Regions from separate parts of the Homo sapiens genome. Here regions 1, 2, 3, 4 and 5 are each linked to region 6. Evidence: chromatin loops called from intact Hi-C (ENCODE). Cell type or tissue: IMR-90. All regions are shown on one strand.

Region 1 (5,000 bases), 1.6 Mb before region 6:
TGCTGATGAGGGTGCAAACCTGGGGTTTCCTTTCCGTGGCTGGTACAGAGGCAGGATACCACAGTGGGTACCAGGACAGGCCCTGCCCCTGGCTGCCTGGGTTCCAACTCACTTACTATTAGTGTGGTCTAGAGCAAGTCACTTAACTGCTCTGTGCCTCAGTTTCCTCCTCTGTGCAATGGGGATAATGATAATGGCAAGCACTTGCGTAGCACTTGTAAGGGCTTTCTTTTAAGGATTTTACATCTATTACTCATAGGATCCTCAGATTCTGTGTCTTTTTTCCTCAGATGGCCATAATACCTGGGTAGCTTTAAGGAATAAATTAGTTAATATACGGAAGGCACTTAGAACAGTGCTTGGCACATAGGCAACGCTCAGTAAATGTTAGTTATTCTTATTCAGCACCACAGAGTGGAGTCCCAGGAGGCTACAGACAGAATTCCTAAAAATAATGAAGATGATTATGATAACACTAGCAACAATAAAACATGCCCTCATAGTTTTACAGCACTTTTTAGGATACAAAGACTCCCACAGCTATTGTTTCATCTGAGACTGAGGAGACAAGTGTGTCTAAAAGTGTACACAGAAAACACTTTTTAAAAAGACATTCTTATTAGCATCCTGTGGGATGTCTTTTTTAAAAGTGTTCTCTGTTCAAATAAGTTTGGAAAACACTGAATCAAACCAAGTTAAACACTTTTCTTCTTGGAGAGACTCAAGCTCACTAAACGTTGTCAGACCCCACAAAAGCAGAGGGAAGTACAACATGCAGTGTTTCCCCAAATTATTGGGCCATGAAATCCTTTGTTCTGAGGAGTTGTGACTCCTGGAAGACACTTTCTCAAACACTGGGGTAGGCCGGGCGTGGTGGCTCATGCCTATAATTCTAGTGCTTTGGGAGGCTAAGTGGGAGGATCACTTGAGACCAGGACTTTGAGACCAGCCTGGGCAACATAGAGAGACCCTGTCTGTACCAAAAATAATTAAAAAAGAGAAAACACTGGGGTAAAGAGCTTTGGCTTTGTCACTGGCTGTGTGCCTTCAGGTCAAGTCATATGAATCTAGGCCTCAGTTTTCCCATATGTAAAATGGGAATAAACGTACACTCATGATGGGGCCATCAGTGTTGTAAGAACTAAATGAGGTCACTGGAGTAACGTACACAGCCTAATTCCTGGCAAATGGACAATAAACGTTAGATTATTATCGCCGTGACACCCCTATGAAATAACACCATTATTTTCCCCACCCAGATGGGGAGCTCAGTAGGTAGCTCCGGGGCCCTTCACTTTAGTGTGTCAGTGGAGCACCCTCACATCCCAGGCTGGGCGCCAGAGGGCGACTGGCTCTTTCCCTTCCCTCCCCATTCCCTTTTAAAGATGGATGAGGCCTCGGTTCAATGAGGGCCCCAGGCAGGGGACGGCCACACCCAGGTTTTTGGAGGGGCCGGGGAGGGCGCGTTCGGGGATGGCACTGGGAGTGGGCAGGGCTGACGCCCCTTTGCCCCCAGCCCGGTCTTCCTCTACGGCGACTTCGCCGCGGGGCAGTGCGGGGAGGCGCTCAGTGTAGAGCTCGTGGGGGCCTCCGCTGACAGCGGGGCAGGGACTGGGAGAAGGGCGGCGGCGGAGCAGGTCGCGGGCTGGTGCGGGGCCTGGGGGCACTGCCGAGCCTACACTGCGGCGGCCGCGGCGGCGGCGGCAGCGCGACAAGTTGCCATGGCCCGGCTGCCGCAGCTGCCCTCCCAAGGGTCTCGTTAGCTCTGCTTGGCCGGCCACCGCCGACTCGGCCCTAGGGACCCCGGCGACCTAGCAAACAGCCGATCCGCCGGGCGCTGACGAGGCTCGGGGGAAGAGGGCGGCAGTCCAGATGGCGCGCAAGTGAGTGCCAGGCCGCGAGGATTTGCCGCCGGGACCCAGGGCGCACTAGCTAGGTGCGCCGCCCACCCGCGGCCTCACGGGGGCGCCCGAGTCCACTGAATGAGCCCGGCGGGGCCGACAGCAGCAGTCGAGCGCGGGTGCGCCACTCTGACCGCCGCTCGCTGGTCTCATTGCCGGGGCCTGAGCGGGGGCTGGGGTGGGTGCCAACGAGGAAAGCACAGTTGATCTGCAAGTTAGTGGGCGGGGAGCCAGTAGGGAGGGACTGCGGAGCCGCGCTGGTCCTGATTCTTCCTCACTCAGCTATTTTAATAGCAATGAAATCTTGAAGGAGTGCTCTGAGGCTGATAGAGCTGTAGGAAAAGGTCTTGGGCGTTCAGATTTTTGGATGCTTCGTATTTTTCAACTTTATTATCTGGCAACAGTCTTTAAAACTCAATGACCAATTCCAGTTCTAGCCTTAAACCCAATTAATCCTTAACTATGAAAGCAGCATCCTAAAGTCTACTTTCACTTGTTAGCGGCATCTGTGGAAGTAGCCGAGGGTCTCAGGCAGTGCAGTAGCTCTCTGAATAGCCTCTCTTTCCTGAGAAAGGGAGCCTCAGCTGCTGTGCCCACCAGGCCTGGTGGGAGCGTGCGCTCACTGCGTAATAGAGCAGGGCTGTGCTTGTGAGGTCCCTTTGGCCCAAACTGTGCAGGATCTGCTGCCTGCCTTTCCTTTTTGTTGTATCGTTATTGCTTTGGCCCAGAAAGCTCTGATGCTACCTGCCTGCAAATAGCTCATCTTTACTCAATACCCGGGTCCTCACCCCTTTATACTGTGCCCCCTCTGGACTGTGATGCCTGATGCTTGTGTGGTCAGATTGCATTGACAAGAGATCTCTTCCTTGTCTTATAAGGGCACTAATCCCATCAGGAGGGTCCCACCCTCTTGACCTAGTCTAAACCTAATTACCTCCCAAAGGCCCCACCTCCTAATACCTCATTGGGGGTTCTGGCTTCAGCATAGGAATTTGGGGGGGCACAGAAGACTTTAATCCACAAGAGATGGGTTCCTGACAGTAGTAACCACTCCCCATCCACCCCTGAGTGCTGGTAGTCAGGGTCACGTTAGACTGGAGTGGTATAGAGAAGACTTCACCACTCTGTAGAAAAAGGCAAGAAGTCTTAACTGAAAGGGAAGTTTCTGGTCCCTTTTTCAAAATTACCTCCCTGGCTCTTTAAAATGCTGTATTTTATAAAATGTTTTCGATTTCCCTTTCAGATGTGCAGGCCAACCTCAAGGTGTGGGTTGCTTAGATTACAAAGGAACTTGAATTCTTTCATGTTTTTGTTTAAAGTATCACTATCATCATCTAAAGCCAAGATTGGCTGCTTTGAGGACCTTTTCTGAACCGTGTACTAGGATAATAACTCTGAAGGAGACTGTTCTTGGAAAAGGCTGATGTTGGGACCTTGCTAGCCATTTTGGAATTAGGGAATGAGGTGTATTGGCATGAGCAGCAGCACTTTTGTGGCTGTCAGGCAGAGATTTTCTTTTCTTTTTTCCTTTATAAGTCACCCAACCCAAATTGTTATCAGGCAGATATTTTTATAGGGGTAGTGGGAGGCAGTTCCCAAGTCCCCTGTCCCTCTCTGCACCTAGTCTACCCTCTAAGATTGCAACCATCATAGCATCTTCTTACACATTACAATGCAGTAAACTTGGGCACATTGAGCACCAGTCATGGCCGCTGTGTTCCTGAAGGTACAGAAGTGGCACTGGGGCCAGGCTGCTGTCTGGAAAATGTTAGCCACTTTGGTGGTACTGCCCTTCCGACACCGCCTCCTCACCTCCCCCACCCCTACACACAAAAAACAAGACAAGTAGAGCAAACAAACCACTTCTCCAGGTAGACAGACCTGCAGGTCTGCTCATGGTGACCCTCTCTTTAGCCTGCATTGTTTCCAAGGCCTTCAGCTGGCCTATTGTTTGCTAAGGGCCCACACCTTGGCAGGAGCTGAAAAGAGAGGATTTCCTTTTGCTCAGGGGAGGAGGGTCTGTCCTGGGTTTGCAGAGATAGGCTTCTTGTCTATGCTGCTGAAGAAAACAAACTAGACAGGAGTCAGATGTGGGCTCTACCTTCTTGCTCAGTCTCTAATTCACTGTGGCCTTGGGCAGATCAGTTCTCCATCCTTATTAGTATCTTGGGTGGAATACTCCTTAAGGAATCTTTCAAGTATTGAGTGCCCCCATGCCCCCACCACCTTCCACAACCAGGCCTAGGTGAGGCAGGAAGGAAGAAAAGAAAGTCTGGGTGCAGAGTGTGTAGTATGCCTCACAGTACAGCCTGCAGGAAGGCCTTGGATAAGAAAGGCTGAGTGATATTCCAGGGGGTGGGACAGAACAGAGTGTGGTTTGGGTGGGAAGATGACCTGGTGAACCTCAGGTTCTCTCAAGGCTTTACAGAGGTGGGAGCAGGGCCATGGGTAGGCTGGCTACAGTATCCCTGCTGAAAGGGAATACTTGTTGGTACAAACTCAGCTCTTGGGGCAAGGATCATATGAACTTGCGGTCATGAAAGTGTAAGTAGGGTAGAAATATGAGGAAGGGAGAGGCACTTGGTCATGGCCAAGGCTGGAGTGTCATTAATGTGTGGGGGTTGAGGAAGCAGGTCACAGGATTGTTGGATGGCTCATTCTACAGTCTTGTGCCCTGGGAGCCCCTCATGTGGGAGACAGGTGGTGGATGTCAGGAAGAGCTAGAGGTGGGAAGGGTAGGCTTGATATTTAGACTATGTGTCAAGTAGGGCAGGGCCAGTTACTGAAATACCGAAACACTAGTTGTCATTTGGAAATGGCTGAGGCCCCAGGCTCCCTGAGGCCCCCAGCCACCTTGTCCTTGGAACCTTGCTGGTGCTCACTGGCCCATACACTGTCTGCCCAGTGTATTCCCTGGGCTCTGACCCCAGTCCCTATGTGTCCTCTTGACCAGGGTATGCACCTGGACGTCAGTGGGAATTCACTTCCCCAGGGGAAGTGCTGGAATCCCCATATACACTTCTGGCTCCTGAGGCTGTGTCTGCTGGATGGTGCCTCCCCAGTGTCACTGTCCCGTGGTGGCTTGTGGGAACCCTGCCT
Region 2 (5,000 bases), 550 kb after region 6:
TGTGTGGTTTTTCTTCTCCTCTCTAAAAAAAAAAAAAAAAAAAAGAAAAAAAAAATTCGAAGTTCTCTACCCACCTTTATAGCTCAATGAGCTCATAAATAGTCATCAGGACCTGCTGGTTGTTGCAGATATTTACACCAAAACTTCAAAACAATGCACACTTGCAGGATCACTGTCTTACTAGGTATCTTTCGGGACTGCATTCCAAAAGCTCTCCATTTCCATTACTGTGTTCCATGGCCAAGACCCACCCACATGGCCACCACCTTTGCTTCCTCTGTACCCCTGTACTCTAGTTGTAAATGCCAGTTGCTTCCCACCCCTCACTTCCCTGCCACACCACCATATATATGACAGCTAGCCATTTTATACCAGCGCTACTCAAAATTGTGGCCTACAGGCCAGTATCCACCTACAAATTATTTGTTCCCATGAGAAGATAAGTTCAGAAATGGAGAGTAAGCATTTAGAAATGTCTATAGCAATTTGACAGAATCATTATTTATCATTTAATTTAATAACAAAAAGTACACCTAACGCCATATGGTATCCTGAATTAGATTCTGAAACAGAAAAAGGACATTAGTGGAAAAACTGCTGAAATCTGAAGAGAGTCTGTAGTTTAGTGAATAGTACCATGCCACAGCTAATTTATTAGTTTCGATAAATGTACCACAGTTATCCAAGATATTAACATTAGGGGAAATTGAATGAAGGGTACACAGCAACTGTCTACTCTCTTCGCAACTTTTCTGCAAATCTAAAATTATTCCAAAATAAAAAGTTTATTTTTACAAACTGGGTTCATATTTTGTGTCTTTTTAAATTTTTTCTTTTTTTTCTTTTTTCTTTTTGAGACGAAGTCTTACTCTTGTCCCCTAGGCTGGAGTGCAATGGCACGATCTCGGCTCACTGCAACCTCCGCCTCCCGGGTTGAAGCAATTCTCCTGCCTCAGCCTCCTAAGTAGCTGGGATTACCGGTGCCTGCCACCACGCCCAGCTAATGTTTGTATTGTTAGTAGACACAGGGTTTCACCATGTTGGCCAGACTGGTCTCAAACTCCTGACCTCAGGTTATCTGCCCACCTCGGCCTCCCGAAGTGCTGGGATTACAGGCATGAGCCACCACGCCCGGCCAAATTTTTGTTTTTCTAGCAATTTAATTGCATTTTACAAAAGTGTCAGTCTGCAGTGGATTTGAAATGCAAATGTTTAAAATAAAATTGGTCTTGTCACCATGGATAGTTTGAGAAACACTGCTTTGTACACTCTGTATCCCCCATGGAGCTTGTCACCATAATTGCTATGCACTCTGATCACTAATACTTGTTGATGATGGCCAAACCCACAGGTGTGAGTTTTGGAACCAGTTGCTGCACATTGTAGATAAAGTCACAGCCCAGGGCCCTGTCAATCCTCCAATACAGGGACATTTCAGGACTCTGTTGTATACTGAATACTGCCATATCCCAGGGCCCTGTCACATCGTAGCTGTTGCACACCAGATACTATCACAGCTCAGGGCCAAGCAGGGGCTGTGACAAGCCCCTGGGAAATGCCAGTATATAAAGATTGACAGGACAGGCCCTGGGTTGTTCTGCACATGGAGGTTCCTGGGACGTGCCATTATTTGAGGGATGCCAGAGCCCCACTCTGTGTCTATATCTGGGGTATGACAAGGCCCTGGACTGTGACATGGTTCTGGAATGTGGCCACGCCCCGTGAGTGAGGTATTGAGTTCTGGGCTGTGACAAGTTCTGACTGTGCCAGGGTACAGACTCTTAATTCCTTCTGGAATACTGAGAGTGCCGGGAAATGACAGCTTAATGTTCAGGGTACGTCTTAGTTTGTCTTGGATCTTGTGACAGGGACAGCTGCATTAGTCTTGGAGTGAAAGTGTATCTGAGTATGTTGGGCCACATTTGCAGTAGTTTGTTCTGAACTCCAGAGCTATTGACCAAGCCCGTCCTGCCTTCTGAGGTATGGAAGACACTGAGGCCTCCTGACCCACGGCACAGCATTCTCTGCTTCCAGCGCGTCTGCCTTGGGCCATCACCCCAGAGAGTTTGATCAAGGTCTGTCTTACCACACCCCCTCCCAAATTCTTGCAGCTCCCAAAGCTGCTGGAGGCAGCACCTGAGCCTGTCTCTCCGCTGAGCTTCTTCACCCCAAGGACTGCCTGCTGGCTGCCCACTTCTCATCAGGCAAGGCCACAGTGCCATCTGCTGGCTATTGGGAGCCATGCTGGTCAGGTTGGGAGGGCACAGGAGCATGCTAGGCTGACAAGGAGCACTGAGCTCTCCCCACCTCAGCTCAGGAATAACAGAAGTGGCCTTTCCCTTAAGCCCCCACTGACCAGAGCCCCTCATTCAGGCTTCAGTCACCAGAGCCCCCTGCTCAAGTCCTTTAGTTACCATGGCCTCTAGGTCAGTCTCCTCAGGAATCAGGGCCCCTTGTGCAGCCCCCAGTCCCACCCCCCACTGACCAGAGCCTCAGTGACCAGGGCCCCTAGGTCATGCATCCAATGACCAGGGCCTCTTTCTAAGGCTCTCTACTGACCAGAACCCCTCATTCTAGCTCCATGGTGGTGAGGGCACCTCATTTAGGCTTGGCTTCACAATCAGGTCATTCAATGACCAGGACCTATAGCTCTTGACCCCCAAAGACCAGGGCCTTTCTCAGACCCCCACGACCAGGTCCTTTCAGTGACCTATAGTCCTCTCTTTTAGGACCCTCTGTGCCTAGGTTACTAAAGACCATTACTCAGAGGACATAAGGAGTGGTGTTTGTGGGGGCTCTTTGATCCCCAAGAGCTGGACAGGTCCCATCTGTTTCCTCTGTTTATCGTCCCCTTCCCACTGGTCTCCAGAGAGGCCTCTGGCCACTGGGGCTTTCCATTTTGTTTTGCCTGTGCTCCCGGGTCCCTCTTCAGACATGGCCACAGCTGTGCCCAGGTCTCATAACAAAGGTGGTCTCTGTTGAGTTAACTAATCCCATCCCGGGAACTGTGGCCCAAGAAGACTAGATTCTATAGCATGGCAGCCCACCTGGGCCTCGCATCTGCTGGCCCTCTAACACCAGACCACACACCCCTGTGCCATCTCACCACCTCCCATAGGCAGGCCTCCCATCACATCTATCTCAGGCCGTATTACCCAAAGGCCAAATGCTTCCAGTCCCAGCATCCCACCAGTCCCTGGCACCTGTCCTAGATACCAAGTGTGACTTTTCCCATTTTCCTTTTCTTCCAGACCCAAGCCTAATCCAGGTCCTACCCTTCTCAGCCCCCATCCCACTTGGGTTTATTTACTTATTCAAACAAACATCAAATGAGCATCTACATATTAGGATTCTAGATAGGGGTGTGGGGTCAGTGTGCAGGGACGGCAGCATAGAAGAGGGACTTTGGTTGAGACTTGAAGGATGAATAGGAGTTTGCCAAAGGGTCAAAGGATAGGAAGCTATTTGAGGAAGAAGAAACTGCATATACTACACAAATATACAGAGGACCCTGGTCAGCCATGTGGTTGGAGCACAAAGTGAAAAGTGAGGAGAGAGGGAGAAGAGAGACTTGAACAGGGAAGCAGAGAACAACAGATGGAAGATCTTGTAGCTGAGCTAAGGAGTATGAATTTTTTTCCCCTAGGATGGAAAAACACAGAAGTTTTTTCAAATTTCCAAGTAGGAAGTTATGATTCCAAAAAAAAGAAAAAGAAAAAGAAAAGAAGGCTTTTTCTAATTAGAAAGGTCAGGTTAGTGGCATTGTGGAAGACGGATTGGACAGGGGCAAAAGTAGACCCAGGGAGACTAGTCAGTCTAGCCAGTCAGCCAACAAGTGTTTTGTAAGTTCTGTAGTAGGTTAAATAGTTGCTTCCCCCACTCCAAAAGTTATGCCCATGTCCCAGAACCCGTGAATGTGACCTTATTTGGAAAACAGAACTTTAAAGATGTAATCAAGTTAAGGATCTCAGGATCCTTGATTATCTGATGGGCCTTAAATCCAATGGCAAATGTCCTTAAAAGAAACAAATGCAAGAGAAGGCCACTGAAGACAGAGGCAGAGATTGCAGTGATGCAGCCATAAGCCAAGGAATGCCCGGAAATGTCAGAAGCAGAAAGAGCAGATTCTCCCTTCAAGCCTTCAGAGGGAGTGTGGCCCTGCTGACATCTTGACATCAAACCTCTAGCCTCCAGAACAATGAGAATAAATTTATGTTGCCTTATGCCACCAAGTTTGTGGTAATTTTTTACAACAGCTCTAGGAAACCAATACACACGCTGACCAGGTACTGTGGTAGACACTGGGCGTATCATAATGAACACAGTAGATGTTTCCTGCCCTCTTGAATCTTAACAGTAAGCAAGTTTATTCATTCATTCACTCAACAAATATTCATTTGGCACCTGTAATATTCCAACCACTGTTCTAGGTACTTGGGTTACACTGGTGAAGAGTCTCTACTTTTGTGCAGTTCATTACTAGTGGAAGAAACAGACAGCAAACAAGTAAATAATAGAAGAGAAGAGAACAAATGAATAGAAACAGTAAAATAGAATGGAAGAGAGTAGAATAGAAACACTAGAACAGAAAAGAACTAAACAGAGCATATTAGAGTAGAACAAAATAGAATAGAATAGGAGTAGGGATAAGTGACCTAAAGAAAAATAAAGCTGGGTAAGGACAGGGTGAGGACCCGTTCCTCAGGTTTCCTTCCAGACCTCCTCCTGCTTGGCTCTGAATTGCTGGGGAACTGGTCTCTGCAGGCTGCATTTCCCAGGCTCCCGTTAGCTGGTGGACTTTGACCATTCAGATGAACTGGTAGGAGACTGGCAGTCAGAATCCAGCAGCCTGCCAGGATTTTTCACCACCTTTTCCTCTGCCTCTGCTGTGACTGTATCTCATTTAAGCCTCCATTGCTGAATAGGCCTGCTGTGGTTCTACCTTCTACACAGTGGCCTTCTTCCTGGGAAAAGTCTCTTCTCTGTCCCTCCTGTCAGGC
Region 3 (5,000 bases), 680 kb before region 6:
AAGTGTTCAAATATGACACTGCTGCAAGACTCAGACTCCATTCAGTAGACAATGACAGTCACATAATTTTGGTGTATTACCATAGCAATTCTGATACAGGAGACAACCGTATACAAAAACTCTGTAGTTCATATAAGCACCCTAAACCTCTCACACCAGGACTTTTTCCACACATTGGAGGGTAAAGACATATTTAAACTATTTATATATAAATTTAAAATTAAGGAAATTTTAGAGTACCTGGTTTAGGAGAAGAGGAACCTCAGGTTGTATCGTCAGGGGAACCATGAAGAAGATGTTGAATTAGTTAGAGGTGAGGTTTAGTTAACGAGTTTGGAAGCCTGAATCTCCATATGGAGGCAGTGTGAACAGATATAACCCTTACATAGAAATCAGGCCCTGGTGTGTGATGTTCCCCTTCCTGTGTCCATGTGTTCTCATTGGGCCTGTTGTGGGGTGGGGGCCGGGGGGAGGGATACCATTAGGAGATATACCTAATGTTAAATGACAAGTTAATGGGTGCAGCTCACCAACATGGCACATGTATACATATGTAACTAACCTGCACGTTGTGTACATGTACCCTAAAACTTAAAGTATAATAATAATAAAAAAAAAAGAAATCAGGCTACTTACTGCTGAAGGAAAGTCGAAAGCTCTATTTTTTTTTTTTATCTTCTGGAAAAGTTGACATACGAAAAATATGATGGGATGAGACTATTTGAAAATTCTCCAAGAAATTCAATGGGAAATAATTGACAAACATGTTGAGGTGGAAGTGCCTTGGGAAGCAGCAGAAATAGAGAAACATCCAAAACAAAATTCTGATTGCAATATAATGGCTGTGGCTGGGACACTTAACAATTTCCAGTAACGATACACTGGCAAATAACTATGGTTCAGTTGCAGGGCTGGTAACATGATATTATGCATCAATGATTTTTTTTTAAGTGAGAGCAGAGAGGTTATGCAAGTGATTAGTTGTCTAGGTCTAAATCAAGGTGATCCATAAATTTTATAAGTGGTGTGCTAAGCATTTCTAATATTTCTCCATAACTCAAGTCATCACATCCAAATATTATTCTGTGTTCTTCCCTGGCCCCTAGTCACCATGATAACCACAGATTTAAACTCTGGAATGTTTTGGAGATCATTACATTGTTAGAGCCCAGAAAACCAATATCCCTAAATATAGCACTTTAACATTCTGAACTAAAGAAGCAACCGCAAGGTTTCTCTGACATCCCCCAGCCCTTCCTGTCTTTCACTTCTTTGTCTTTCCCAAAGCATGGGATGAGGTTATTCTCTGAAGTTCCCTTATCTACCTAGACGCTAGACCCCTAAAGAGGAACACAATTGCCTTCAATCCCTTCCCTGAAATTCCATTAACCAGAGAAGATTAAAACTCATATTACAGAGGAAGACACTGAAAATTAAACACCACACCTGGAGCCCAGATGAACTTCATCTCAAACTATTGTCTCTTCTCAGGTCCCATTCAATCTCTCCCCTCCCCTATAAAGAAGGATATATAAGCATCTGTGCTTAATTGAGTTATCAGGTAATCATTCTCCTTGGAGTTCTCCATGCTTATGCATGTTAATAAAATTCTATGTCTTTTTCCTGTTAATTTGTCTTTTGTCGATTCATTTTAACAGACGTAGACTTCAACCTTCAGAGGGATAGTTTCAACTTCCCTACACACTCATGATCCTTCTCTCTTTCAAGTAAAACATCTGCAGGTCTAAATTACTTCTCCAATAGCAGGCTCCTAACTGCCCTTAACATCTCAATCTTCCAAAGTAGATTCTTCAACTTATCATTATTGTTCTTTAATTGTAGTTCATAGAATTTCAAAGTGAGACCCTAACAAAAATATACTCTTCATGTTTATGATTTGGATTTTTTCTGGAGTCTACATTCATTAGCTGCACTTGTACTTGTACTTCAGGATGTACTGTTTCACCTCCACTTGAGCTGTACACATTCCTAACTATAACTTACTCAATATCCAGGAGCAACAGTGACAAGTGACTGGCACAGAGGAAGGTTGCTCTCTGCTGGTCCCAGCTATGTAATATTTGTGGTTTGTAACATAATTTTCCCTGATTACCAAAGTTTTATTAGCCTTTCTCAAATCCTGAGAGATATTTTTTCCCTAGGGCAAAGATGGAAGTTTAAAGCCAGCCATTTCTAAGGGTTAGCGGCTTGCTCAATTCCCTGGGGGCCTGGCATATCTAGTATGGCCAGGAGATGGCAGTGTTGAAGCATCTTCTGTTAGTAAAACACATCCCTGTCTCTCAGAGCCCCAGAGATAGGGTTTATCTCGTTCTCACTTATTTGACAAAGAAAAAGGACACTAAAATAAGGCAATGCATCAATTGAGACTCCATTTCATCTCTGAACAAATTGGACAGCGTTACTGTATGCTTGGTAAGGAAAGGGAATCGAAAACAAAACAAATATTGTACCTTGTATTTACTCTTGACCATCAAAGGATTTCCAGAAGGCATTTCAGTGATCCAAGAAAGAAGTGTGTTTGGAAGTGGTAGGCAGAACAGGGTTGAGAGTACAGTAATGCCTGTAAGAAGTAAGACTTGCTAAGAGAAAGGGAGGAAAATCAATTATGCACAGATGATTTTTGTCCTATTTTAAGAGACAGAAAATTAGAGCAGTCCTTCCTAGAAAAGTAAATCACAAGCTTTTTTTTTTAACAATCTCTTGATCCCAAGAAGTTCCCTACTCTTAAATATCTTTAATACAGAGTTTAATTTAAAATGCATATATGTTTTGGCTTTTAGTTTTTCCTTATTTAAAATTAATTAATGCAGAACAACACAAACTAGAGAACCTAAACGAAATGGACTAATTCCTGGAAACATACAACCTCTCAATATTGAGCCAGGAAGAAATTGAAATTTTAAGCAGACCAATAACAAGTTCCAAAATTGAATCACTAATAAAAAAACCTACCGACCAGTAAAAGCCCTGGACCAGATAAACAGCCAAATTCTACAAAGAAGTATAAAAAAAGAGCTAGTACTCATCCTACTAAAATGATTCCAAAAAGTTGAGGAGGAGGGACTAATCCCTAACTCATTCTGTGAGGCCAGATTTGTTCTGATACCAAAACCTGGGAGAGACACAAGGAAAAAAGAAATCTTTAGGCCAATATCTCTGATGAACATAGAGTCAAAAATCCTCAACAAAATACTACAAGCAAAATCCAGCAGCACATCAAAAAGCTAATCCACCAAGATCAAGTAGGTTTTATTCCTGGGATGCAAGATTGGTTCAACATACATATAACAATAAATGTAATTCATCACATAGACAGACCTATAAACAAAACCACATGATTATCTCAATAGGTACAGAAAAGCTTTTCGTAAAATTCAACATCCCTTCATGTTAAAAGTCCTCAACAAACTAGGCATTAAAGGCACATACCTCAAAATAATAAAAGCTGCCTATTACAAACCTACACCCAATGTCACACTAAACGGGCAAAAAATGGAAGCATTCCCCTTGAGAACTGGAACAAGACAAGGATGCCCACTCTCACCACTCCTATTCAACAAAGTACTGGAAGTCCCAGCCAGAACAATCGACAATAAAAAGAAACAAGAAACAAAAGGGATCCAAATAAGAAGAGGGGAAGTCAAACTATCTCTCTTCACCCGCAATATGATTCTATACCTAGAAAACCCCATAGTCTCTGCTCAGAGGCTGTTAGAACTGCTAAACAACTGAAATAAAATTTCAGAATACAAAATTAGTGTACAAAAATGAGTAAAATTTCTACACATCAACAACATCCAAGATGAGGGCCAAATAAAGAATGCAATTCCATTCACAATAGCCACAAACAGAATAAAATACCTAATAATACAGCTAACAAGGGAGGTGAAAGGTCTCTACAATGAGAATTAAAAAACACTGCTCAAAGACATCAGAGATGACACAAACAAATAATAAAACATTTCATGTTCATGGATAGAATCAGTGTTGTGAAATGGCCATATTTCCCAAAGCAATTTACAGATTCAATGTTATTCCTATCAAATTACCAATGCCATTTTTCACATAATTAGAAAAAAAAATCTAAAATTTATATGGAACCCAAAAAGAGACTGAATAGCCAAACAAATAGCAAGCAAAAGAACAAAGTCATGGAGTCACACCAGATGACTTCAAACTATACTCCAAGTCTACAGAAACTAAAACAGCATGGTACTGGTACACAATTAGACACATAAACCAATGGAACAGGTTAGAGAATTCAGAAATTAAGCTGCATGCCTACAACCATCTTATCTTTAACAAAGTTGACAATATGAGTAATTGGTAAAGGATGTCCTATTCAGTAAATGGTGCTGGGATAACTGGCTAGCCAATACAATCTTCTGTAACAGATGCAGAAGATTGCATATGGCTAGCCAGTTATCCCAGCACCATTTACTGAATAGGACATCCTTTAAATATCAATTCAAGATTAATTAAAGTCTTAAATGTAAGACCTCAAACTATAAAAACTCAAGAAGAAAATCTAGGAAATACTATTCTGGACCTAGGCCTTGGCAAAGATTTTATGATGAAGGATCCAAAAGCAATTGCAGCAAAAACAAAAATAGACATAACTATACTAAAAAGTTTCTGCACAGCAAGAAAAACTATTAACAGAGTAAGTAGACAAGCTACAGAATAGAAGAAAATATTTGCAAAATATGCATCCAAGAAAGGTCTACCAACCCCATTAAAAAGTAGGCAAAGAACATGAACAGATATTTCTCAAAAGAAGATATTCATGGGGCCATCAAGCATATTAAAAATGCTCATCACTAATCATTAGAGAAATACTAATCAAAGCCACAATGAGATACTACCTCACATCAGTCTGAATAGTTATTTTTAAAAGGTCAAAAAGTAACATGCTGGTGAGGTTGTAGAGAAAAAAGGATGGTTACACACTGCCAGTGAGAATGTAAATTAATCTAGCC
Region 4 (5,000 bases), 210 kb before region 6:
CCACCTGGTTGTGAATTTGGGCTCTTTCTTCTGCTAATTTGATGCACTGGGCTCTGGGACTGCAGGCTCTTCTCGTCTGCACTCCTCACAGTCAGAATGCCTTCTCTCAGCCCGTCCACACTGCTCTGGAGACTTGGCCTCAGTTGGAAACTGGCAGCCTCCCATATCTCCCTTGGGCTGCACTTAGCTGCAGTGGGCAGTCAGGGCTTGCTGGTGTGTGGGCAAGGGTCACCTATGCTAACTGTATGCTCCCCTCCTTCACAATTTCTTTCCCAAGCCTCAGCTTTGACAAGAGACCTCAACTCTTACAAATCTTTTTTCTGCTCAAGAATTTTTCTCTGTCTAAAGAGAGTATTAGATGAATATCTACAGCGCATATTAGATAGGAAAAAGACATATAATGAACTAGAAATAGAATGAAGCCACATATGTAATGTTACATACTCAAGTAGCCTCATTAAAAATAAGCGGGTGAAATTAATTTTAATACATTTCATTTAACCCAATACATGCAAAATACAATTAGGACATGTGATCAACATAAAAAAATTAATAAGATCCTTTAACTTTTTTAAACTAAATCTTCAAAATCCAATGTGTATTTTGTACCTAAAGCAACCCATTTCTGAGTAGCCACACTTCAAATGCTCAAGAGCCATATCTGGCTACATGTTTGACAACACAGTTCCATTATGCTTAGAAGATCAGAAACCAAGCTTTTAATTTTTCTTGTATTTTTTTGTTTCTGTCAGTTTATTGAGTTCTATCTAGTAAGTTACAAATTGTAAGCATACAGTTCTGTGAATTTTCACAGTTGCAGTCAGCTGTGTAACCACCACCATGATCATGATACATAAAGGGCATTTCCCTTTATGTATTCACCCTTCAAATTTCCTTATGCCCTTTGCAGTTCAAACTTTTCTCCCACTCCTGGGCCCTGGCTTCCACTGATGTACTTTCAAATACCATAGCTTTCTCTTTTCTAGGATTTCACATAAATAGCATCATACAATAACTTAAATTTGATGTTTGGGTTCTTTCACTTTGCATGCTTTTGAGATTTATCTTGTTGTATATATTAACAGTTTAATTGTTTGGTAATATGCCACTGTATGGATACACCACAGTTTGTTCATTTACCAGTTAGTGATGTCATGGATTCTTTTCAGTTTGGGACTATTACTACATTGCATTTATGAGGCAGTAGTTCTCCTTCAAGAGAATTGGGTACGCTAAATACAGTTTTGCCTGAAATGAAAGTGTGCATGTGTTTGTTGGGGAGGATGAATTGGAATTGGACTTTCAATTAAAATATAATACCAATACAATTATTATATTTATTTATTTATTTATTTATTTATTTATTTATTTTGAGACGGAGTCTCGCTCTGTCGCCCAGGCTGGAGTGCAGTGGCACGATCTCGACTCACTGCAAGCTCCACCTTCCGGGTTCACGCCATTCTCCTGCCTCAGCCTCCCGAGTAGCTGGGACTACAGGCATCCGCCACTACACCCAGCTAAATTTTTGTATTTTTAGTAGAGACAGGGTTTCACCGTGTTAGCCAGGATGGTCTCGATCTCCTGACCTTGTGATCCGCCTGCCTCAGCCTCCCAAAGTGCTGGGATTACAGGCTTGGGCCACCGCGCCCGGCCAACACAATTATTTTTTAACAGTAACACTTTGATAAGATAGCACATTTATTTCTATACTCTAGTGCCAACATCAAGGCCAACTATAAGCTCAGCAGTAAGCTATAATTTTCAATCCATTATAAAGTTAATTGATCATTTCCTGTGTTAGCTGCAGTGCTAAGGTCTGGGGCACCTGGAAGATAAATAGAGCCTCTATTGCCTCTAGAGCCTCTATTGCCTCTATTATCAAAGGCAATAGAGCCTTATAGTGCAGTGTGCTAAGTGAGATGATGTGGGTATGGTAGGAGATATTAACAAAGGAAATAATAGTGCAGTTCCCACAGGTGTGATTAATTTGGTTAAACAGACTCTCAGATGATAGGTAAATACGTCTGTAACACCAATTAGTACTACCAGTTAGATGCACAGAGTTCATTAATTTGTTAATTATATTTTGCACCCTTTATGGAGATGAGGAATATAAGGGAGTAATAAGAGCTCCAGCTCTGCAGCCTGCGTATCTGCATTCAACACCGGCCCCGCCACTTGAAAGATCTACTAAATACCAGTTTATACAACTATGAGATGAGATTTAAGGGACATTCATAATGTTGTTATGTGGAATTATTGAGTTATTATGTACAAAATAATTAAATTCTTGCTGAATACCTAATGGGCTTTCTGTAGATATTTGCTGTGAGCATCGCTGCTGCTAAGCATGGCAAAGCTGAAGAGCCAGGCTAGTACTTGCAGAAGCACCACAGAACACTAGATGGCAGCGCCAAGAACCTGTTTTCGGCTCGCTAGATCCCCCAGCAGGGCCGCTAGGAGGCTTATGCTTACATCCCATGACTTTTTCTTACCCTTATCTGAGACACTTTCTCAGGCCCTTTCTTCTAAGGGGAGTGTTGTTATTGGGAGGCAGTTTGATATACTTTTTAAATCCACCAGGTCCTCAAGATGGGGGTAAATTGGTACAATTTACAGGGCCTTGTGTTGAGGCCCACACGGACTGTTTTTTACATCAGTGTACATTTACTTTTGCTGGGAAACCAGCCAAAGACAAGTTAGAGAATTCTGCCTGCTCCCTACGCACTGTGGCCTGTTCAGAACAGCGAGGTCACGCCTGGAACCAGGGCCAGAGCTTCACATAGGCAGTGTTAGCTGGCTCTTCTTTGGTGGCCCAAACACAACTCCAGGTAGACAAGCAGAACAAATGGCTCCCAGTGAAAATAACTCAGTGCTGGAAACAGTTTTAAAAATTTTCTAAAGAGTATTCTCAGTGTGATTTTAAACAATGGTAACGTAATTTATCAACAACTCTTCCAAGAAAAATAGACAATAAAGGTCATATTTCTCAATGAAGATATAAGGTCTCAACTGCCTTACCGGCCACCTCTCCTTACATATGGACCCCCTTAGGATCCTGCTGAAGTTTAAGACAGGCCCTGGCAAAATCCCATCATCAAATAGGATCTCTCTCATTTCCATACTTCGAAAGCACTTGGTCCATGCCTGACTTTCACAGCCTTTACCACTGACTGTCTTTGGTCAAAGTTATGAGTTTGAGGACGAAGCTTTGAACTAGCACCCTGGAAAGGTTAGGTTATGCCAATTCTACAACTTACAAGGTGCATGATTGTGTAAAGTCACTTAATGTCTCTTCTTATTAAAGAATGGAGAATACTCTTATTTATGCAGAGTTGTCCATGAGGGATAAAGAAAGCAAGAGAATGTGATTTCTAAATCACAACTGGTTACAGAATCATGAGTTGTAAAAATATTACCTCCCCAGGCTGGGCGCAGTGGCTCACGCTTGTAATCCCAGCACTTTGGGAGGCCAAGGCAGGCAGATCACTTGAGGTCAGGAGTTCGAGATCAGCCTGGCCAACATGGTAAAACCCTGTCTCTACTAAAAATACAAAAATTAGCTGGGCATGGTGGCGCTCACCTGTAATCCCAGCTACTCAGGAGGCTGAGGCACGAGAATCGCTTGAACCCGGGAGGCAGAGGTTGCAGTGAGCCGAGATAGTGCCACTGCCCTCCAGCCTGGGCGATAGAGCAAGACTCAGTTTCAACAACAACAAAAAAATTACCACCCCTTATTGTGGCCATTGCTGTTTCTTTGGTTTTTTTCTGAGAAGGCGAGCATGTGGTGAGAGGGCTCTATGTGGAGCAGGGCCGTTAAGAAGTGGAAGTGTTTTCACAGTCTTAGAGATCAGATACCAGAGAGTGATGCAAAGGTGATGGCAGAGAGGTGAAAGAGCTCATGGAAAGGTCACAGATGATCACTGTAGAGGATGAGGGGGTTCTGACCCCCTCATTCATCCAAAGTTGAGGACCTATATGTCAGGCTCTATGCTAGCTGCCGAAGATACAACCATGAACAAAAAGTCTCAGATCTCATGGAGCTTACATTTCACTGCGAGGATTCAAACAAGTAAAGATCTGTATTAAGTGGTGTAAGAAGTAAAATAGACCGGGTGCAGTGGCTCATGCCTGTAGTCCCAACCCTTTGGGAGGCCAAGGCGGGCGGATCATGAGGTCAGGAGATCGAGACCATCCTGGCTAACACAGTGAAACCTCATCTCTACTAAAAAATACAAAAAAAATTAGCCGGACATAGTGGCAGGCACCTGTAATCCCAGCTACTCGGGAGGCTGAGGCAGGAGAATGGCTTGAACCCAGGAGGCGGAGCTTGCAGTGAGTCGAGATCACGCCACTGCACTCCAGCCTGGGCGACAGAGCAAGACCCCCTAATGAGGTGAATATGTGGAGAGTGATTGTATGGTGGCTGTGCTCTAAATAGACTAGTCAGAGCAGACCCTTCTGATAAGGGAATAGGTAGGAAGCTAGTAAGTCATGCAGATAGCAGAGTAAAGGGTCATCTTTACATCACGAACGACAAATGCAAAAATCCTGAGGCAGCAGTGTGTTTTAGGTGCTTTTAACATTGAGGATATGTTTTGGGTGAGAAAAGGTCACACAGTCTCCAGGTGCGGTGGCTCATGCCTGTAATTCCAGCACTGTGAGAGGCCAAGGCAGGAGCATCACTTAAGGTCAGGAGTTCAAGACCACCCTGGCTAACATGGTGAAACTCCATCTCTACTAAAAATACAAAAACTAGCCAGGTGTTGTGGCACGTGCCTGTAATCCCAGCTACTCAGGAGGCTGAGGCAGGAGAATTGCTTGAACCTGGGAGGCGGAGATTGCAGTGAGCTGAGATTGTACCACTGCATTCCAGCCTGGGTGACAGAGTGAGTCTCCATCTCAAAAAAGAAAAAAAAGAAAAGATCACACAGACAGTGACTCACACAGGCCCCTCCTTTCCAGGGCCTCAGTTTGTCTCTATTCAATAGGAGCAAGAG
Region 5 (5,000 bases), 120 kb before region 6:
TCCCACTTTGGCGGCACTTGAGGAGCTCTTCAGCCCACCGCTGCACTGTGGGAGCCCCTTTCTGGGCTGGCCAAGGCCGGAGCTGGCTCCCTCAGCTTGCAGGGAGGTGTGGAGGGAGAGGGGCGAGCGGGAACCGGGGCTGCGCGCCGCGCTTGTGGGCCAGCTGGAGTTCCGGGTGGGCGTGGGCTTGGTGGGCCCCGCACTCGGAGTGGCCGGCCGGCCCCGCTGCCCCGGGCAGTGAGCGGCTTAGCACCTGGGCCAGCAGCTGCTGTGCTCAATTTCTCGCCGGGCCTTAGCTGCCTCCCCGCGGGGCAGAGCTCAGGACCTGCAGCCCACCATGCCTGAGCCTCCCCACGACCCCTTGGGCTCCTGTGCTGCGCGAGCGTCCCTGACGAGCACCGCCCCCTGCTCCACGGCGCCCAGTCCCATCACCACCCAAGGGCTGAGGAGTGCAGGTGCGTGGCATGGCACAGGACTGGCAGGCAGCTCCACCTGCGGCCCGGTGCAGGATCCACTGCGTGAAGCCAGTGGGGTTCCTGAGTCTGGTGGGGACTTGCAGAACCTTTATGTTTAGCTAAGGGATTGTAAATGCACCAATCAGCACCCTGTGTCTAGCTCAGGGTTTGTGAATGCACCAATCGACACTCTATATCTAGCTACTCTGGTGGGGACTTGGAGAAACTTTATGTCTAGCGAAGGGATTGTAAATACACCAATCGGCACTCTGTATCTAGCTCAAGGTTTGTAAACACACCAATCAGCACCCTGTGTCTAGCTCGGGGTTTGTGAATGCACCAATCGACACTCTGTATCTAGCTACTCTGGTGGGGATGTGGAGAATCTTTGTGTCTACACTCTGTATCTAGCTAATCTAGTGGGGACTGGAGAACTTTTGTGTCTAGCTCAGGGATTGTAAATGCACCAATCAGTGCCCTGTCAAAACAGACCACTCGGCTCTCTGTAAAATGGACCAATCAGGAGGATGTGGGTGGGGCCAGATAAGAGAATAAAAGCAGGCTGCCTGAGCCAGCAGTGGCAACCTGCGCTGGTCCCCTTCCACACTATGGACGCTTTGTTATTTTCCTCTTTGCAATAAATCTTAATACTGCTCACTCTTTGGGTCCACACTGCCTTTATGAGCTGTAACACTCACCGCGAAGGTCTGCAGCTTCCCTCCTGAGCCAGCGAGACCACGAACCCACCAGAAAGAAGAAACTCTGAACACATCCGAACATCAGAAGGAAGAAACTCCGGACATGCCGCCTTTAAGAACTGTAACACTCACTGCAAGCGTCCGCGGCTTCATTCTTGAAGTCAGTGAGACCAAGAACCCACCAATTCCGGACACAGTATGAAGACATGTGTTTATAAACAGAGGTGGCACAACTGGAGTTCCACCCTATAGGCTAACACTCCTTTCTCTCCCCGTACTCAGTTCTTTTAAAGCCAATGCTTTCCACTGTTTTGGGGGAGGGGGCTTTAGAGAAGGAGCTCTCTTACTCTCCACTCCTAGCAAGAAATAAAACCTGCTTGCCTTTTTTCCCATTATCTTTGTAACCAATATGAACTAGGGAAAGAACTCCATTTACAGTGACAATGACAGGACTACAGAACTGGACAGCTGTCACACCATGAAGGCTGATGTCACAGAGCCAGGCCAAGGTGATGAGAACTGACCTGTAGAGTTATGCAGAAACACTACATTAGTAAACTAATAGGCATTAAATCATTAGGATTCCAAGGCCCCTGTCTTTGCCCTTGTTGTTGGGAGAAGACACTGAAAGAGAGAATTCTGGCTCTCTACAGCAAAGTTCAATTAAAAAGTATAGAGTAGGGAGGGGATGGGGAGAGAGTCAGCATGGAAAAATAACCAGCCTTCGGGAAACAAAGCCCTTCACTTTAAAGCTCTCCCTTCTTTCAAATCTGCCTGCCCGCCAGGCGGCTCTGTTCCCCTCAGTCAGCTCTGGCAGCAAGAAGTCTGTGAACTGTGTCTTTTCCCCACCCCCGCACAGCTTTTCAGATAAGTTAAACTCACCAAGGTAAATACAGTTTTGTCCCAAAGACTTCCTACTTCTGCCCTCCACAAAATCACTCAATACACCTTCAGACACCAGTGCAGAAGTGGTGATTCTGGGGAGAAGAGTGAAGACAGGCCAGGGAAGACGTGGTTAGGATTCACTCACCAATCCACGGGCCTGATCTGCACAAAGGAATTTTCCTAGAGGAACCGCAGGAAATTCTTGCTCACACTCAGGGCAGGAAAGTGAAAGATAAACTATGGGCCAATGGCATTTCTCCACGTAGGGCCTGGTGAGTCCCGCCCTCTGAATGAATCAGCCGGGCCGTGTAGCTGTGCTGTTCACAGGAGGAGCCGTGGGAACTAGAGGCATTCCCACTCAATCTCCCTTTTCTCTTGAGTCTCAGGATCTTGTTATCATGCCACTTCTTCTGACATAGTTTCAGATTAACCCAGCCAAGTATTAAAAATTAGAAAAGGTGCCCTTTTTCGAAATTCTTCCAATGTGCTCCTCTTGCTCCTGATCTCACAGCTGAGTTCTGCTTCTGGGTGACAGATATGGCCCAAAGAGAAGGAAGAACAAAGTTAATGATTTTTAGAGAATTGCAGTAGATTTCTGGTCTGGACTTAAAAATCTTATAGGACCTATGAACAGAAAAGGAGCTGCAGGTAGGAGAGATGTCATATTATTAAGACTCCGAAACCCAGAGAGGACAGGATGCTAGAAATTTATCTGGAGAGGGCCGGGCGCGGTGGCTCACGCCTGTAATGCCAGCACTTTGGGAGGCTGAGGCGGGCGGATCACAACGTCAGGAGATCGAGACCATCCTGGCTAACACGGTGAAAACCCATCTCTAATAAAATAAAATAAAATAAAATAAAATAAAAAATTAGCCGGGCATGGTGGCGGGTGCCTGTGGTCCCAGCTATTCCGGAGGCTGAGGCAGCAAAATGGCGTGAACCCGGGAGGCGGAGCTTGCAGTGAGCAGAGATCGCGCCACTGCACTCCAGCCTGGGCGACAGAGTGAGACTCCGTCTCAAAAAAAAAAAAAAAAAAAAAAAAAAAAAGAAGTTTATCTGGAGAGCGATAAAGAAATACCACATTATTTCTTTCAACTATTCACTTTCAAAGAACTCTCCAACTTCCCGCTGTTGTCTTTTCCAAAGTATCTATTGCATCCCTGAGCAGGGCCAGGCCTTCCTCTCTCTTCTCTTCTGGTTACTATGCAAAACTGGTCCAAAAGGCTGAACTGTGGTCCATGTACCATAGCCTCCCTTCTAAGCTTTCCCTTACTGGAACATCTCAGGAAGTCCACACTGGAACTAGGATCATTGGTAGAGAGGAGTATTTAGTTTGAAAATGAAAATGCCTCAGGAGAAGGCAATGGGGAGCACTGCAGTGGGCAGCCTGTTATCACTTAATTCCATCATCAGTAACCTCATACCCCCTCCACACTGTACCCCCGCAGCTTTCTGTTTCATGAAATCAGGTAGGGGGCTTTTGCATTTTGTTCTTTATTGTCTCAGATTTACTAGAATATGGTGTATATAAGGAGTAATATTTAAATAGATATGAAGATATATAGCTATTAATCTAATTTTAATTGAATATCTTGATGTCACATTTCTGTTCTATTCTTGCTGTAAAGATAACTGCTGTGTCACCTAGTTTAATTCAAATATTCTTCTGGCATTAGTAATAATTATGTGGCAGTAATAATTATAGTAATAATTATAATAATTAGTATTATTAATAATTACAATTATTAATAGTTACAATTATAATTAATATTACTAATTGTTATTTAGTAATAATTATGTGGCATTAGTAATAATTATGTAATGATTACATTTGCAGTGGCTCACACCTGTAATCCTCGCACTTCGGGAGACCAAGGCGGGTGGATCACTTGAGGTCAGGAATTTGAGACCAGCCTGACCAACATGGTGAAACCTCATCTCTACGAAAAATACAAAAATTAGCCAGGTGTAATGGCAGATGCCTGTAATCCCAGCTACTCAGGAGGGTGAGGAAGGAGAATTGCGTGAACCCGGGAGGTGGAGGTTGAAGTGAGCCGAGATCATGCCACTGCACTCCAGCCTGGGCAATAGAGTGAGACTCTGTCTCAAAAAAAAAAAAAAAAAAAAAAAAAAAAAAAAAAAAAAAAAGTAATTATGTAAATTTTTAAACAAATTTTAAACGATTTTTTAAAATATCCTCTCTGTTTTCTTCCTAAGTATTATTCAGACTCTAACCATATTTACTCTTATTTTGCTCTTTTTCTTGAAGAGAAAAATGTTAAATATCCATGGACCCAAAGGTAGAGATATTTCATTTGATTCCTTTTCAAGCAGGAAAGCAGGATATATAAGGTTTACAGGCTGGGCGCGGTGGCTCACGCCTGTAATCCCAGCACTTTGGGAGGCCAAGGTGGGTGGATCATGAGGTCAGGAGATTGAGACCATCCTGGCTAACAAGGTGAAACCCCGTCTCTACTAAAAATACAAAAAATTAGCCAGGCGCGGTGGCGGGCGCCTGTAGTCCCAGCTACTCGGGAGGCTGAGGCAGGAGAATGGCGTGAACCCGGGAAGCGGAGCTTGCAGTGAGCCGAGATCGCACCACTGCAGTCCGCAGTCCGGCCTGGGCGACAGAGCGAGACTCCGTCTCAAAAAAAAAAAAAAAAAAAAGGGTTTACAGAGAAAACACAGAGCTCCAACAATAATATATTTTTTCTACAATTTAGAACATAGGTTAGAATATGGAGCCTGCCAACATGCTCTACTCTGGTGATAAACTGTGTGTGGTGCATTCAGTTTTTCTATTGGCCCACGTTTTCTGGTATCTTGTCAGGACCTAATATTACTACTGTTTTCTCTCAGCTGCAATTAATACTTCATGAGATAAATCAGACCAGGATGAAAGTTCACTTCAGATGTTCAAAGCCAGACGAGAATAAAAGGATGGCTATGAGATCTATGGAAG
Region 6 (5,000 bases):
TGGTAAAGTTGGCAATTAGAGGGGGTGGTTCATTTGGTAAGGAGGAGGTAAGATTTTAGGTTGGTACAGCCTTCTGGGGAGGTCTCGCCGTGTTCATTGGCAGTCAGGATGACATCTGCTCATTGAGAACGTATCTCCTAACTTAAGGTGCCTTGGTACCCCCACCATGAGCAAGGTGTGAGGTCAGTGGTTTCTCTGAAGGGGCAGAGGTGTTTTTCTAAAGGAGAGACATACCTTTGCCATTGTTCGTCCTCTTCACAAGGCATAACAAGGCAAGCCTCAAAGGTAATGATTTGGGATGAGTCTGACTTAGTTACATTGATAATAAGGTCAGCAATAGAATGAGGAAAGAAGAAAGGGTAATAGAATAGATAAAAGAGAGTTAAACTTTCCTTAACTTTAGTTTGAGGGGTTTTTTCCCTTGAATAATGGTCCATGACTTTGGGGATGGTGGTGCTTTCTTGACTCGGGTATGATGGGTCCATCTTTTCTTGCTGTTTGGACTGCAGTTTCAGTGGTTTGAAGCACTAGGCCAGCTCCTCAGGCTGGTGTCAATATACTGGGAACTTTAGGGGTGGCACCTGTACCGGAAAATTTTGAGTTCTGAGGGAAGAGAAAGTGGAAGATAAACCAAGTATGTAGGAATGTTGGCAGTAGATTGTTTTGGGAGGTAGTTTGGACTTACTAGGGTAATAGGAAGATAGAAGACATTTCATCTATGGCAACCAAGTCTCTAGACTTGTTTGGCTAAGGGTATAAATTCCTAAACACATATAAACTTTGACTGTGTTATACATCGCTTGGGGTCTTTAATGGGTAATGTTTTTCTGAGTTCCCTTTAGTGCCTACAGGAGAAACAGCAGCCTGTTCGGCTTATCTGATTTGCTAGGTTATTTTAAAAGACAGGCTTTTCTGGTGCTTGGGGACATGGACAATAGATACTTGGGTGATTAACTCCTCATGAACAAGGCTTTGACTTTTACTATTAATCCAGTCTGAAATTTGCTAAATGTATTAGCCACTGTAAAGGCATATTTAGAATTAGTACAGATGGTTCTTTCCTGGTCCTGCAGGTAATTTAAAGCTTGACTAAGTGCAGACAGCTTATAAATTTCTCTAGGAACTTCTTTATTAATTACTGAACACCTGTTGCGTTCTTTTTCCCTTAATCATTCCTGAAGAGGGTTTCTTCTAAGTTTGGCCGAACGTTTGTAATCAGTTAAATCTAAACACGTGTGCTTTCTTTTTAGCTTTGGATATCTCATTAAGAAACTTGCTAGATTAAGCGAATTATCAGTCATTAATGTTAAACTATACTTTTAAACTCGTACTTATACACATGTAATACTTTTCTGGTGGTACATTTTAATATAAGTGACTTTAAATAATCAAAGTCTTTTCTGGTGGATATTTTCACTTTTAATACTGGCCTGACCCATAATAAATGCTAGCGGATATATCAGCTGAAAGATTATCTACTACTTGTTCAGGAAACTTAGCCGCGGGGATGCCTAGCTGCTTGGAGCCGCATCTGAAGCCTGTATTACTTGACCCTGGCAAAAGTAAGGCATATGTCCCATAATGTAGTCTGCTTAGGCATAGGCTGCGGCAGAGCATGGGCTTTTTCTGCTGTGGGGGCGCACTAGAGGCTGCACGACAACGACAACATGTTGAGGCAGATCCTTGATGTCGCTAGCCTGTCAAAAGCCACCTGGCGAATGAGGAGCTTGGATTCCTTTCACAGAGGAGGACTTAGGCTGGGCCTGAGGGGAAGGGTTGGGGGTATTAGATGGGGGACTAGGGGCATTAGGTAAAGGATGGTCCAGGGAATCCTATGTGCTGTTTTCTTTGCTAGGATCCTCTGAGAACCCTCCTTCACTGTCTCCACAGTAGGGGCAGGTGCATAAGGGAAAGGGAGGACAGGTCTTTGCCTCCAAAAAAGAGCATAGTCCAGTTCTTCTTGAGAAACTGGGCTTTTATTATTTACATGTTAAACTGAAAGTTGACATAGTATATCCTCAGTTGACCCAAACTTTGGCCAGAAGATTGACGGATTGAGGTTAGGTCTTTGAGTCCAAATAGAAAAGCAATATTTTATCATTTGTTGCTTTTTCTTATGTTTAGTTCTTTCATTATCTTCCCAACATTTTAGCATGAGACTTAGGGGACTATCAGGTGGTATATCTTTGTTACTATTCATATCCTTTTTCATGAGACTTAGGGGACTATCAGGTGGTATATATCTTTGTTACTATTCTTACCATTTTTGCTTGTAATATTTCCCATATTGGGTCTTGGCTAGGCGCAATCTCTCATATTAGGAATTTCTTGCCTAACGGGGCATTGCTGTGGCTCAACCCCATCATATTAGGGATTTCTCGCCTATTTGGCGAGGGATTCCTTGTGGCTCAACCCCTTGTGTTAGGGGACCTCTTGCCTATCCTTCACTGGAATCGTAACTGAGGCTCAATTCGCCTATCCTTTAGCCCCACCTGCTGGAGGCTCTTTGCATCCTTTCGCTTTGTCCACTCTGGCCGCTTCCCTCGTGGGAATATTTCAGGTTCCTCTTAGCCTTGATGGCGGGTCAGCATAAACCCCTGATGGGACCCCCATATGAGGTGACCACAGAACCACAGATTGGACTCATTCATTCTGCGCAGCAGGAGCGCTTGCTACCATTCACGCACTTTCAACCTCCAGAATGCCCCGACCCACGGCCCCCAACCACCAAGGAAGTACTTTGTCGCCCCTGTGACGTTTCCTACCTTGATCTGTGCACAGAGTTTACCTGGTCACCGCGGTATTGCAAGCCTCTCCTCCTCGCGTTGCTGAGAGTCCGAGTTTATTCATCACAATGGGTGGGTCCCGATCTCCCCTCCCTGAGACTACCGCAACGGGGCATTGGAATGCGTCTCCCCTGGGTAGGATGACTGAAGATCCCTTTCTGAAGGAGAGTGGGGATCCCAGATGAGCCCCCAGAGTTGTTGGGTGTAAAAATGCTCTAGGAATAAATGCTCAGTGCCGCAAAGTGAAACCAACACTTAGGCAAAAGTTCTCTTAGCAAGGCAATTTACTTCTGTAGAAGGGTGCCACTCGCATCAATCAAGATCACAAGAGCACAGGGAAGGAAGGAGAGCAGGGAGCTTTTATCTCTGACAGTTTCTACTTCTGTGTCACTCCCCCATGGGCTGGGGTCCCCCATGGGCTGTGTCACTCCCCCATGGGCTGAGCTGACCAGATTGGCTACTTGCAAATATCTTTCTAAATATGGAAGGGAAGGGGAACACGGGGTACAGTGGTGAGGCATGTGAGATGTGCAGTTTCCGGGGAACAATGAGTCCAGGTAACTACGGGAACAGATGTGAGTTATTGATTAGAGCTGATGGGAAGCGGTAGGCTGTTTTACAGTAACTAAGGAAAAGGAAAGTTGAGTTTGAGAACAAAAGACCAGGAAGTTAGCGGCTAAATCTTTGAAGAGGAACTCAGAGAAAATTATTGTATCTTACATTGTCTTTCAAAAAAAAAAAAAAAGTAAAGCTATTTTCAAAGCAGTTCTATAAAAAAGCTGAAAAATGATTACCATTGCCCAAGGATAGTTTCACTATTCTGTGGGCTAATTAAAGACAAGAAATTTAAATGTGTCCCAGAGATTCTGGCACATTGTGTCTTTGTTCTCATTGATTTCAAAGAACATCTTTATTTCTGCCTTCCTTTTGTTATTTACCCAGTAGTCATGCAGGAGAGGCTATCACAATCTGAATTTAGTACAAGAAGATACTGTATTATGAGAAAGAACAAATAGCAGTAAGTTTAAGGAAAGGAAGAGAGATTTGGGAAAACGGTATAATTAATTATTCTACACTTATTACTTCAAGTATAAGGACTTCATTTAGAACAACATTCTTCTTGTCATAACTCATTCCTCTGAGTGGGAGAAGCATCAGATATCAGTGAGCTATGGGTGAGCTATATGCTGAGCCTTGACGCTTCACAGAAGTCAATCTCCCTGCCTGAATAGGCCACGCATTCTGGTCTGTCCACATTAGCAAAGTCAGTGGCCAAGCTTTCCGAAAGAGACTTGTATGTGTCTATGCTAGGGACTGGATGAGCAAGCTAGTCTAAATCAGAGGCAAGGCAGAACAAGGTATTTTGCCTGAAAAATCTAAAGCCTCATTTTCCCAGATGTATATCATAAAATTGTTGACATTCTCTGTCAACTCCTTGTCTCCTGTGTGTCTCAGCTCTGAACTGAGGAGGAAAGTACAAGGTTGTATTAAGAGGCCCTCAAAAATCCCAAAACATTTTAAAATGGAATTATGATGGAAAGATAAATAAATAAGGTAGGGGAAAAGTCAAATGAAGCAAAAACGCAAAGGAATGTGTTATAAGTATGAGATGTAATGTCACAAATTACAAATACCAGAAAAGACTTTCAGAAGGAACAAATGCTCAAGGTGGTACAGAAGATAAGCTGGTGTTAACATTGTGGAAGGGGGATGGGAGGTAAGAACTGTTTAAGGAAGAGGAAATGGCCGGCATGGAGGTTTTGAGGAATGAATGTGCCACACATGAAGGGACTGAAAACAAGATTAAGTGGGCTCAAATCAGGGGCCAGTTCTATCTGAGTTTATAGTACACAATCTTTTTTTTTAACCTAATATGTTACCTTTTTGTTGTTTTGTTATTGTTGTTTTGCTTCATACTAAACCTAGAGCCCTATGCCTATGATGTCAGGTAATTTCATAGAGTCATTTTTGGGTTTATGGTAAGAACAAGAGAGACAATGAAAAGGTTTAAGAAGATGAATGATAAAAGCTTTCTACTTGGAGATAAAAATTTTTTTATTGTAATACAGAAAGTTGAGAAAATAATTTTTGAAAAAACTATTGGCAAAAGTGGCTAAACACAAAATATATTAAAATATTTATAAAATATGATATATAAATATAATTTAAACTTTGGCCACCTGTTTTATTCTTGATATGTAAGATTTAATATAA

Evidence for each region. Hi-C counts contacts between places; a loop is a spot of excess contacts. Peaks named below come from ENCODE experiments on the same cell type or tissue, not always from the same donor. Only the 100,000 strongest peaks of a DNase experiment are listed, where the experiment ranks them.
Region 1: a loop joins it to region 6, with 5 times the contacts of the local background. A loop is called at or near these places in 8 of 110 quality-filtered maps.
Region 2: it touches region 6 in a loop (8-fold over the local background); 4 of 110 quality-filtered maps call a loop at or near these places.
Region 3: a loop joins it to region 6, with 8 times the contacts of the local background. A loop is called at or near these places in 60 of 110 quality-filtered maps.
Region 4: a loop joins it to region 6, with 10 times the contacts of the local background. A loop is called at or near these places in 51 of 110 quality-filtered maps.
Region 5: a loop joins it to region 6, with 5 times the contacts of the local background. A loop is called at or near these places in 32 of 110 quality-filtered maps.

What each region holds. Positions count from the first base shown.
Region 1 is chr11:4,185,766-4,190,765 of GRCh38, forward strand. It overlaps LINC02749 (long intergenic non-protein coding RNA 2749), which reads left to right and starts at 1,387. Exons shown (of 2, transcript NR_047550.1): 1 at 1,387-1,439. RefSeq lists silencers at 1,882-2,071, 3,699-3,924. In IMR-90, CTCF peaks have their summits at 1,336 (motif pointing right) and 1,958 (motif pointing right); a DNase peak (open chromatin) is centred at 2,056; H3K4me3 peaks cover 726 bases; H3K27ac peaks cover 138 bases.
Region 2 is chr11:6,361,036-6,366,035 of GRCh38, forward strand. It overlaps LOC124902623 (a long non-coding RNA gene), which reads left to right and starts at 1,760. Exons shown (of 2, transcript XR_007062571.1): 1 at 1,760-2,075; 2 at 3,252-4,232. RefSeq lists a silencer at 2,044-2,338. In IMR-90, a CTCF peak has its summit at 2,226 (motif pointing left); a DNase peak (open chromatin) is centred at 2,216; H3K27me3 peaks cover 298 bases.
Region 3 is chr11:5,121,997-5,126,996 of GRCh38, forward strand. No RefSeq gene overlaps it. Among named protein-coding and RNA genes, the nearest start is that of OR52A5, 14 kb to the right of the region's middle. In IMR-90, a CTCF peak has its summit at 2,252 (motif pointing right); a DNase peak (open chromatin) is centred at 2,285.
Region 4 is chr11:5,598,050-5,603,049 of GRCh38, forward strand. The region is part of intron 1 of TRIM6 (tripartite motif containing 6); the gene reads left to right. All of the region lies in intron 1 of TRIM6-TRIM34 (TRIM6-TRIM34 readthrough), which reads left to right. It also overlaps a transcript of TRIM5 not described here. Among named protein-coding and RNA genes, the nearest start is that of TRIM6-TRIM34, 3.9 kb to the left of the region's middle. RefSeq lists an enhancer at 2,310-2,604. In IMR-90, a CTCF peak has its summit at 2,433 (motif pointing right); a DNase peak (open chromatin) is centred at 2,432.
Region 5 is chr11:5,682,833-5,687,832 of GRCh38, forward strand. TRIM5 (tripartite motif containing 5) reads right to left here and starts at 2,242. Exons shown (of 8, transcript NM_033034.3): 1 at 2,036-2,242. RefSeq lists an enhancer at 2,000-2,249. In IMR-90, a CTCF peak has its summit at 1,948; a DNase peak (open chromatin) is centred at 2,279; H3K4me3 peaks cover 1,395 bases; H3K27ac peaks cover 979 bases.
Region 6 is chr11:5,806,134-5,811,133 of GRCh38, forward strand. It overlaps OR52N2 (olfactory receptor family 52 subfamily N member 2), which reads left to right and starts at 2,791. Exons shown (of 2, transcript NM_001005174.3): 1 at 2,791-2,921. In IMR-90, a CTCF peak has its summit at 2,494 (motif pointing left); a DNase peak (open chromatin) is centred at 2,498; H3K4me3 peaks cover 781 bases; H3K27me3 peaks cover 537 bases.